Linked DNA regions of Homo sapiens: region 1 is linked to region 2. A link is an interaction called in ENCODE POLR2A ChIA-PET data of the cell type or tissue named here. Cell type or tissue: OCI-LY7. All regions are shown on one strand.

Region 1 (4,000 bases), 990 kb after region 2:
TCATGTTTCTGGAGGCTGGAAGTCCAAAATCAGGGTCGTGCCCCCTCTGAAGTTTCCTTCCTTGCAGCTTCTGGTGCCTCCAGGCATTCATTCCTCTCATGCATGGGTTGATTATTCCAGTCTCTGCCTTGGCTTTCTCTTCTTTTTTTTGAGACAGAGTCTCACTCTGTCACCCAGACTGGAGTGCTATGGCATGATCTCAGCTCACTGCAACCTCCGCCTCCTGGGTTCAAGCAATTCCTGCCTCAGCCTCCTGAGTAGTTGGGATTACAGGTGCGCACCACCACACCTGGCTCATTTTTTTTTTGTATTTTTAGTAGAGATGGGGTTTCACCATGTTGGCCAGGCTGGTCTTGAACTCTTAACCTCAAGTGACCTGCTGGTCTCAGCCTCCCAAAGTACTAGGATTACAGGCATGAGCCACCGCACCCGGCCTGTTGACTTATTTTTGAAACGGAGTCTTGCTCTGTCGCCCAGGCTGGAGTGCAGTGGTGCAATCTTGGCTCACTGCAACCTCCGCCTCCCGGGTTCAAGCGATTCTCCTGCCTCAACCTCCCGAGTAGCTGGGATTACAGGCACCCACCACCACGCCCAGCTAATTTTTCTGATTTTAGTAGAGACAGGTTCGCCATGTTGGTCAGGCTGGTTCGAATTCCTGGCCTCAGGTGATCCACCCACCTCGGTCTCCCAAAGTGCTGGGATTCCAGGCTTGAGCCGCCATCCTGGCCGGCTTTCTCTTGTTACAAGGACATCAGCCAGTGGGTTTAGTGTCCACCCTAATGCCAGGCTGGTCTCATGTACAGATTCTTGCTTTCCTTACACCTGCAAAGACCTATTTCCAAATAAGGTCACAGGTACCAGGGATGAGGACTTGGACATATCTTTTTGGGGACTTTATTCAGCGCACTCCACCTAGTCTGTGAAGTTGTGTGAACTCCTCATATTCTAACCCAGAAAATTGTGTCCCATCAATTCTGCCCTTTCCCAGCCCCTCCACCCAAGGTCTTGCAGCCTCCTGCGGATGGGAGTCAAGGTGCCAAGCACTTGCCTGAGCTGGGCCCTGCCTCAAACTGCCCCAGCTGAGGTTCAGCCAGCAAAGAGAGGGGCTGGGCTCCTTCCAGGAACCCCACCAACATGCAACCCCCCTGTTTCCCCCACCAGGCCTCACACTCCCCGACTTGCCCGAGCAGTTCTCCCCACCTGATGTGGCTCCCCCTCTTCTGGTGAAGCTTGTGGAGGCCATTGAAAGGACAGGTAAGTTCCAGCCTGGCTGCAGCCCCTGGATTCTGCTTGCTTACCTCTAGTGACAGGCGACTCATCCTCTCACAGGGCCTCCAAGCTCATGCTGCACGGAAACAGGCTGAGCCTGGATGCCCTGGGCCTCTATGTTGAATAGGGCACAGAGTGACTCCTAAGGGAAGATGGGAAGGTGAACATGACCAGGCCACTGCATGTGCTGTGCCCTCTCCCAGTTCTCCCTCCCCACCCCTCCCATGCCCTTATCTCTGGGCAGCAAAGGGAGACTGCAGGGGGGTTGAGCGGCCAGTCCAGGCCTCACGAGGTCGGGGCAGCATTTGAGAGCTGACTCGCCTGTCCCCTTCACCCCCAGGGCTGGACAGCGAATCTCACTACCGCCCGGAGCTGCCCGCACCGCGTACAGGTGAAGGGGAGCCTCAATGGGGTTGGGAGGAGGCTGGGGGCCCCAGTACACATGAGTTGGACGTGTGCCCCCCTGCACCCGCAGACTGGTCCCTGAGCGACGTGGATCAGTGGGACACGGCAGCCCTGGCTGACGGCATTAAGAGCTTCCTGCTGGCACTGCCCGCGCCGCTCGTGACCCCCGAGGCCTCGGCCGAGGCGCGCCGGGCCCTGCGGGGTGAGCCTGGCGGGTAGCCCGGGGGAAGGAGGGGGCTGTAGCGGGTGGGAGGGCCCAGGCCTGGCTCACCCTGCCCTGGCCATCTGTCCGCAGAGGCCGCGGGGCCCGTGGGGCCGGCGCTGGAGCCACCGACGCTGCCGCTGCACCGCGCGCTCACGCTGCGCTTCCTGCTCCAGCACCTGGGCCGCGTGGCCAGCCGCGCCCCGGCCCTGGGTCCCGCGGTCCGGGCCCTGGGCGCCACCTTTGGGCCGCTGCTGCTGCGCGCGCCGCCGCCGCCGTCCTCGCCGCCGCCAGGGGGCGCTCCCGACGGGTGAGGGGCGGGGCGGAGCCGGAGCGAGCAGGGGTGGAGTTTGGGGTGGGGCGGGCGGGGCATGGCCAGAGTGAGCGGCGTCTAGACCCTAAGAAGGGAGGGGATGGGGTCCAGAGTGAGAAGCTGCGTTCTTGTGATGACGGAGCGGAGACCTGGGCTCCTGAGTCGTGGGACAGAAGGTGAAGGGGCCTAGTCCCGAAGCATGTGGGTGGTGCCTGCACCTTCCCTTCTGCTCGTCGCAGCTCCGGTACTGGTCTCTCGCTCGCCTTTGTGTGAGAATCTATGGAGCACTTACTGCATACAGCTATGAGGGAGCTGGCCTCGCACATGTGCCTGTATCATCTCCTCCTCCGCCCTGCACATACTGTCTCGTATATACCCCCAGGCGTGCAAGCGCACGCACAATCCTGTGCACATGCGTGGGCGGACAGGCCCTACCCAGCCCTCACCACACTCCCCTTCCCCCTAAGGAGTGAGCCCAGCCCTGACTTCCCGGCGCTGCTGGTGGAGAAGCTGCTTCAGGAACACTTGGAAGAGCAGGAGGTTGCGCCCCCAGGTGAGTCCCCTGTATTGCTGTCATTTCTTCCCGTTGGGGGCCGTAAATACTGATCCCTGAGTGCTGCCGGCATCAGCAGGCTGGTTGCAGTGGGAGGCAGCCACAGTATACAGTCGGTGCTCAGGATGCATTTGTTTTCCTGTCCCCCAGCGCTGCCGCCTAAACCCCCCAAGGCAAAGCCGGCCTCCACAGTCCTGGCCAATGGAGGGAGCCCACCCTCCCTGCAGGATGCTGAGTGGTACTGGGGGGACATTTCAAGGTAGGTTGCTGGCAGGGGGCCAGGGACCAAGGAGGTGTCACAGGGTGAGCGGGGTCTCCAGGTGGCTCGGCAGTCCCAATGTTGGATGTTCCCACAGGGAGGAGGTGAACGAGAAACTCCGGGACACTCCCGATGGCACCTTCCTAGTCCGAGATGCTTCTAGCAAGATCCAGGGCGAGTACACGCTGACCCTCAGGTGGGGGCCTGTCCCTGCAAGGATAACCGGGGGTCACAGGTCACAGAGACCGGGAGTTCAGAGGGGATAGAACATGTGCGGTTTCAAGAATGGAGGGCCAGGCACGGTGGCTTACACCTGTAATCCCAGCACTTTGGGAGGCTGAGGCTGGCAGAACACCTGAGGTCAGGAGTTTAAAACCAGCCTGGCCAACATGGTGAAACCCCGTCTCTACTAAAAAATTAAAAAAAAAAATTAGCCAGGCATGGTGATGGATGCCTGTAATCCCAACTACTCGGGAGGCTGAGGCAGGAGAATTGCTTGAACCCGGGAGGTGGAGGTTGCAGTGAGCCGAAATCGCACCACTGCACTGCAGCCTGGACAACAGAGCAGCAAGACTCTGTCTCAAAAAAAAAGGGGACAGGGATTGAGGGTCAGGTGCGGGGTCCCACTGGGTGCCGACACCCCTCTCCTCCCCCAGGAAAGGCGGGAACAATAAGCTGATCAAGGTCTTCCACCGAGATGGGCACTATGGCTTCTCAGAGCCACTCACCTTCTGCTCCGTTGTGGACCTCATCAATCACTACCGCCACGAGTCTCTGGCCCAGTACAATGCCAAGCTGGACACACGGCTCCTCTACCCTGTGTCCAAATACCAGCAGGTCCGTGCTGGCCTGGGAGCCAGGGAGGGTAGCACCTGGCTGGCCCCAGGCCTCAGTTTCCTAGGTAGACCCGACCAGGCTATGCATCTCCCCTCATTCCGCCACGTATCTCCAGGACCAGATTGTCAAGGAGGACAGCGTGGAGGCAGTGGGCGCCCAGCT
Region 2 (4,000 bases):
GCTTGAACCTGGGAGGCGGAGGTTGCAGTGAGCGGAGATCACTCCATTGCACTCCAGCCTGGGTGACAGACCAAGACTCTGTCTCAAAAAAAAAAAAAAAAAAAAAGATTCCATCTCTACAAAAAAATTTTTAACCAGCCTGGCCAACATGGCAAAACCCCATCTCTACTAAAAATGCAAAAATTAGCCAGGCATGGTGGCGGGTGCCTATAATTCCAGCTACTTGGGAGGCTGAGGCAGGAGAATTGTTTGAACCCGGGAGGTGGAGTTCTTAAAACCACAGTAATCTATTCTCTTATGGTTCTGGAAGCTGGAAGTCTAAAGTCAAACTGTCAGCAGAGCTGTGCTGCCTCCAGAGGCTCCAAGGGAGGACCCTTTCTTGCCTCCTCCAGCTTCTAGGGGTCCAAGCTTTCCTTGGCTTTTGGCCACATCACTCCAGTCCCTGCCTCCCTCTTCCTCTTCACATGGACTTCTTCCCTCTGTGTCTGCATCATTCATCTCAATCCTGTCTCCTCCTTTTTTTTTTTTTTTTTTTTTTTTTTTTTGAGACAGGCTCTTCTTGCTCTGTTGCCCAGGCTGGAGGGTAGTGGCGCCATCTTGGCTCAAGTTAATTGGCGTCATCTCAGCTCACTGTAACCCCCACCTCCCAGGATCAAGCGATTCTCGTGTCTCAGCCTCCCGAGTAGCTGGGATCACAGGTGCCTTGCCACCATGCCCAGCTAATTTTTGTATTTTTAGTAGAGATGGGGTTTTTTCACCATGTTGGCCAGGCTGCTTAAAAATTTTTTTTTGTAGAGATGGAATCTCCCTGTATTGCCCAGGCTAGTCTTGAACTCCTGGGCTCAAGCAGTCCTCTCACCTTGACCTCCCAAAGTGCTGGGACCATAGGTGTGAGCCATTACACCTGACCCTGTCTTCTGTTTTTAGAAGGACACCATCCATATGGAACTAGGTCCCACGCTAATGACCTCATCTTAACTAATTACATCTCCAAAGACCCTATTTTCCAAATAAGGTCACATTCAAAAGTTGGTGGTATGGGGTTAAGATATGGACATATTGTCTTATCAGCAGCTCTATCAGACCCATCCCTTGCCAATGACATCTCCAAGGGGCTGGCCAGAGACTCAAATGAATGAGGCACATCCCCTGCCTCAAACCTAGTCCCTGTCCAGGTCAGGGAGACAGACACATCCCTCTGAGGCTGGGGTCCAGGTAGAGAATGTTCAGATAAGAGCATTTGTGCCAGGTGCGGTGGCTCCCACCTGTAATTCCAACACTTTGGGAGGCCGAGGTGGAGGATCATTTGAGACCAGGAGTTAAAGACCAGCCTGGGCACCATAGTGAGACCCCATCTCTACAAAAAAAAAAAAAAAAAAAAAAAAAAACTAGCTGGGCACAGTGGCATGCACCTATAGTCCCAGCTACTCAGGAGGCTGAGGCAGGAGGATCACTTGAGCCCAGAGAGTCAAGGCTACAGTGAGTTGTGATTGTACCATTGCATTCTAGCCTGGGCAACAGAGCAAGACCCCAGCTCTAAAAATTAAAAAAAAAAAAAAAAAAGTAGAGACGGCAGTAGGAGGAGCTACGTCATCACAACCAGGAAACTCCCAGGGTCAGATCAGGGGAAGCCCGTGAGGCAAGGCCTGGCCCAGCAGGCTCGAGTCTCTTTAAAATCTTGCTATTTTTGCTCATCATGGAATTTTTTTTTTCTTTTTGCACATTGATTTAGATTTTCTGAAATACTGTGCTAAAATATTACCTATCTCAATGACTGAGGGTTTTGGGGGACACTCAAGGCAGATGCCTTACACTCCATACCCTCTTTACAGTCCTGGAAATGATATGTTTCATAGCTATAGACTCTCCCCTCCTTGGCCCCGTTAACGCGGAGCCCCCGATGTTGGGATCTGGGCATGCGTTCCGCTGCCTGTATTTTCAAAAGTGGGGCCGGGCTCAGGCAGCATTTGCCAAACCAACAACATCATTTCCCTCCTGGGAGGCAGACTCAGTCAGGTACAAGGAGTCCCTTATTCTGCCCCCACAATCTCCCCCTCCCCGGAGCACAACAGAGCCCTGCTTCATCCTCCTCTCCTAGCCTCTTCTTCCAACTGTGGAGCAGGAGAAGGACCCCCTGTCCAAGGTATGGCATTGAGGTACAAATGGCTCCAAGACCAGAAGTCACCCAGGCCCAGGATTATTCTTAGGAGCTGCCTACGATGGGTAACAGATCCAGACCTCCCAGGGGACAGACTTTGCAGACGCCACCAAGCCTGGTCAGCGACCTCTCTCCAAGCCCCCTAGAAAACAGCCATGTGGGGTCGAAGAGAGTGAGCCACCCAGACTCAGGCACTGGGCTACTCAATGTTAATTCTGCAGCCCTGGCTGGGCGCGGTGGCTCACGCCTATAATCCTAGTCGTTTGGGAGGCTGAGGCAGGAGGATCACTTGAGGCCAGGAGTTCAAGACCAGCCTGGGTAACATAGCAAGTCCCCTTCTCTTAAGAAAAAGAAAAACATTGTACTATAGTCCCAGCTACTCAGGAAGCTGAGGCAGGAAGATCCCTTGAGCCCAGGAGGTCAAGGCCACAGTGAGCTGTGATCGTACCACTACACTATAGCCTGGGCAACAGAGTGAGACCCTGTCTCCAAAGAAACAAATATTTTTCTGTTTTAAAAATCCTGAAGCCTTGAGAGCGTCACTTCACCCTCAGCCTCCTTGTACCAGGCTGCAGCTATGCCAGCTGACGCAGAGAGCAGAGTCCCAGCCCTCCACCAGCGTGTTCAGCATGAGGCAGGCAGGCACACCCAGATAGCAGCGTCCCAGCCCTCTGCCAGCATGTTCGGCATGAGGCAGGCAGGCGCACTGTCATTCCTTCCTTTCTTCACTCCTTCACCCACCCCTCTGTGCACAGAGCCCTGTGCCACTTCACTGCTCTGCCCACCCCATGCACCCACCCACCTCGTGCACCAGGGGTCTGCAAGATAAAATACACAGCAGGTAAATCAGCCGCTGTTCATGCCTGCAAAGGTTCCATGTTCTGTTCCCAGCTTCCCCCACGCCACGAGCCAGACCCTGCTGGCCAAGTTCAAACAGCAACATGAGGACAATAAGTACTTCCTGGGCACCCCGGTCATGGAGCCAGCTTTCATCATCCAGCACTTCGCAGGGAAGGTGAAATATCAGATCAAGGTAGGTGTCTGCCCATCACCACTGGTGGAAGCCTGAGGGAAGCCACAGTCAGCCCAGAAGCCCATGTGGGAGGATCCTCCTGTGGGCGAGGTTCCAGGGTGCTCAGAACCCACCGCGAATCCCCGGCTCCAATGTCCAAGGCGCCATAGTTCAAGAACTGCCATTTGCACTTAGGATGGGCCCCACCCCACCGTCAGCCCTTCCTGCGCCAGCCCGGGGTCTTTGGTAGGCGCCGGTGAGTGACTATCCCCGAGTGACCGCCCACATCCATCCCCCACCAGGACTTCCGGGAGAAGAACATGGACTACATGCGGCCAGACATCGTGGCCCTGCTGCGGGGCAGTGACAGCTCCTACGTGCGGGAGCTCATCGGCATGGACCCCGTGGCCGTGTTCCGCTGGGCCGTGCTCCGGGCTGCTATCCGGGCCATGGCAGTGCTTCGGGAGGCCGGACGCCTGCGGGCCGAGAGGGCCGAAAAGGCTGCAGGTGGGAGCTGGGGCGTGAACCCACAAAAGCGTCACTGTCGAGAGGGGGGCACATCCTGAGTTCATCTTAAAGTGAACACTTCAGTGGCATTTAGTACATTCATTATGTTGTGCAAACGCCACCTGTCTACCTGAAGTGTTCCTGTCACCCTGAACAGAAACTCGACCTGCGTGTGTAATTTAACCTCAGGGCATGCTATCAGCAACTCCATCAGGCGTCTCCTTTGCAAATGATGCCCTCTGATCCCACTGGCCCTGGGAGTTTGCTGATTGTGATAATGTAGCTCTTCCTAGTGTTTTGCCTCTTGTTTCTCTCTCTCTGTC

Evidence for each region. Peaks named below come from ENCODE experiments on the same cell type or tissue, not always from the same donor. Only the 100,000 strongest peaks of a DNase experiment are listed, where the experiment ranks them.
Region 1: POLR2A ChIA-PET joins it to region 2 with 7 read pairs; 1 of 35 experiments calls an interaction of 5 or more read pairs at or near these places.

The regions. Positions count from the first base shown.
Region 1 is chr19:18,159,310-18,163,309 of GRCh38, forward strand. It overlaps PIK3R2 (phosphoinositide-3-kinase regulatory subunit 2), which reads left to right. Exons shown (of 16, transcript NM_005027.4): 3 at 1,162-1,254; 4 at 1,610-1,660; 5 at 1,745-1,876; 6 at 1,970-2,186; 7 at 2,657-2,742; 8 at 2,893-3,001; 9 at 3,099-3,197; 10 at 3,658-3,838; 11 at 3,954-4,000. Among named protein-coding and RNA genes, the nearest start is that of PIK3R2, 8.1 kb to the left of the region's middle. RefSeq lists silencers at 83-287, 1,779-2,278 and an enhancer at 1,071-1,620. In OCI-LY7, a CTCF peak has its summit at 2,157 (motif pointing right); a DNase peak (open chromatin) is centred at 2,102; H3K4me3 peaks cover 1,120 bases; H3K27ac peaks cover 849 bases.
Region 2 is chr19:17,169,287-17,173,286 of GRCh38, forward strand. MYO9B (myosin IXB) reads left to right here. Exons shown (of 40, transcript NM_004145.4): 12 at 3,050-3,191; 13 at 3,473-3,677. Among named protein-coding and RNA genes, the nearest start is that of USE1, 44 kb to the right of the region's middle. In OCI-LY7, no CTCF peak of the experiment used is centred here; a DNase peak (open chromatin) is centred at 1,595.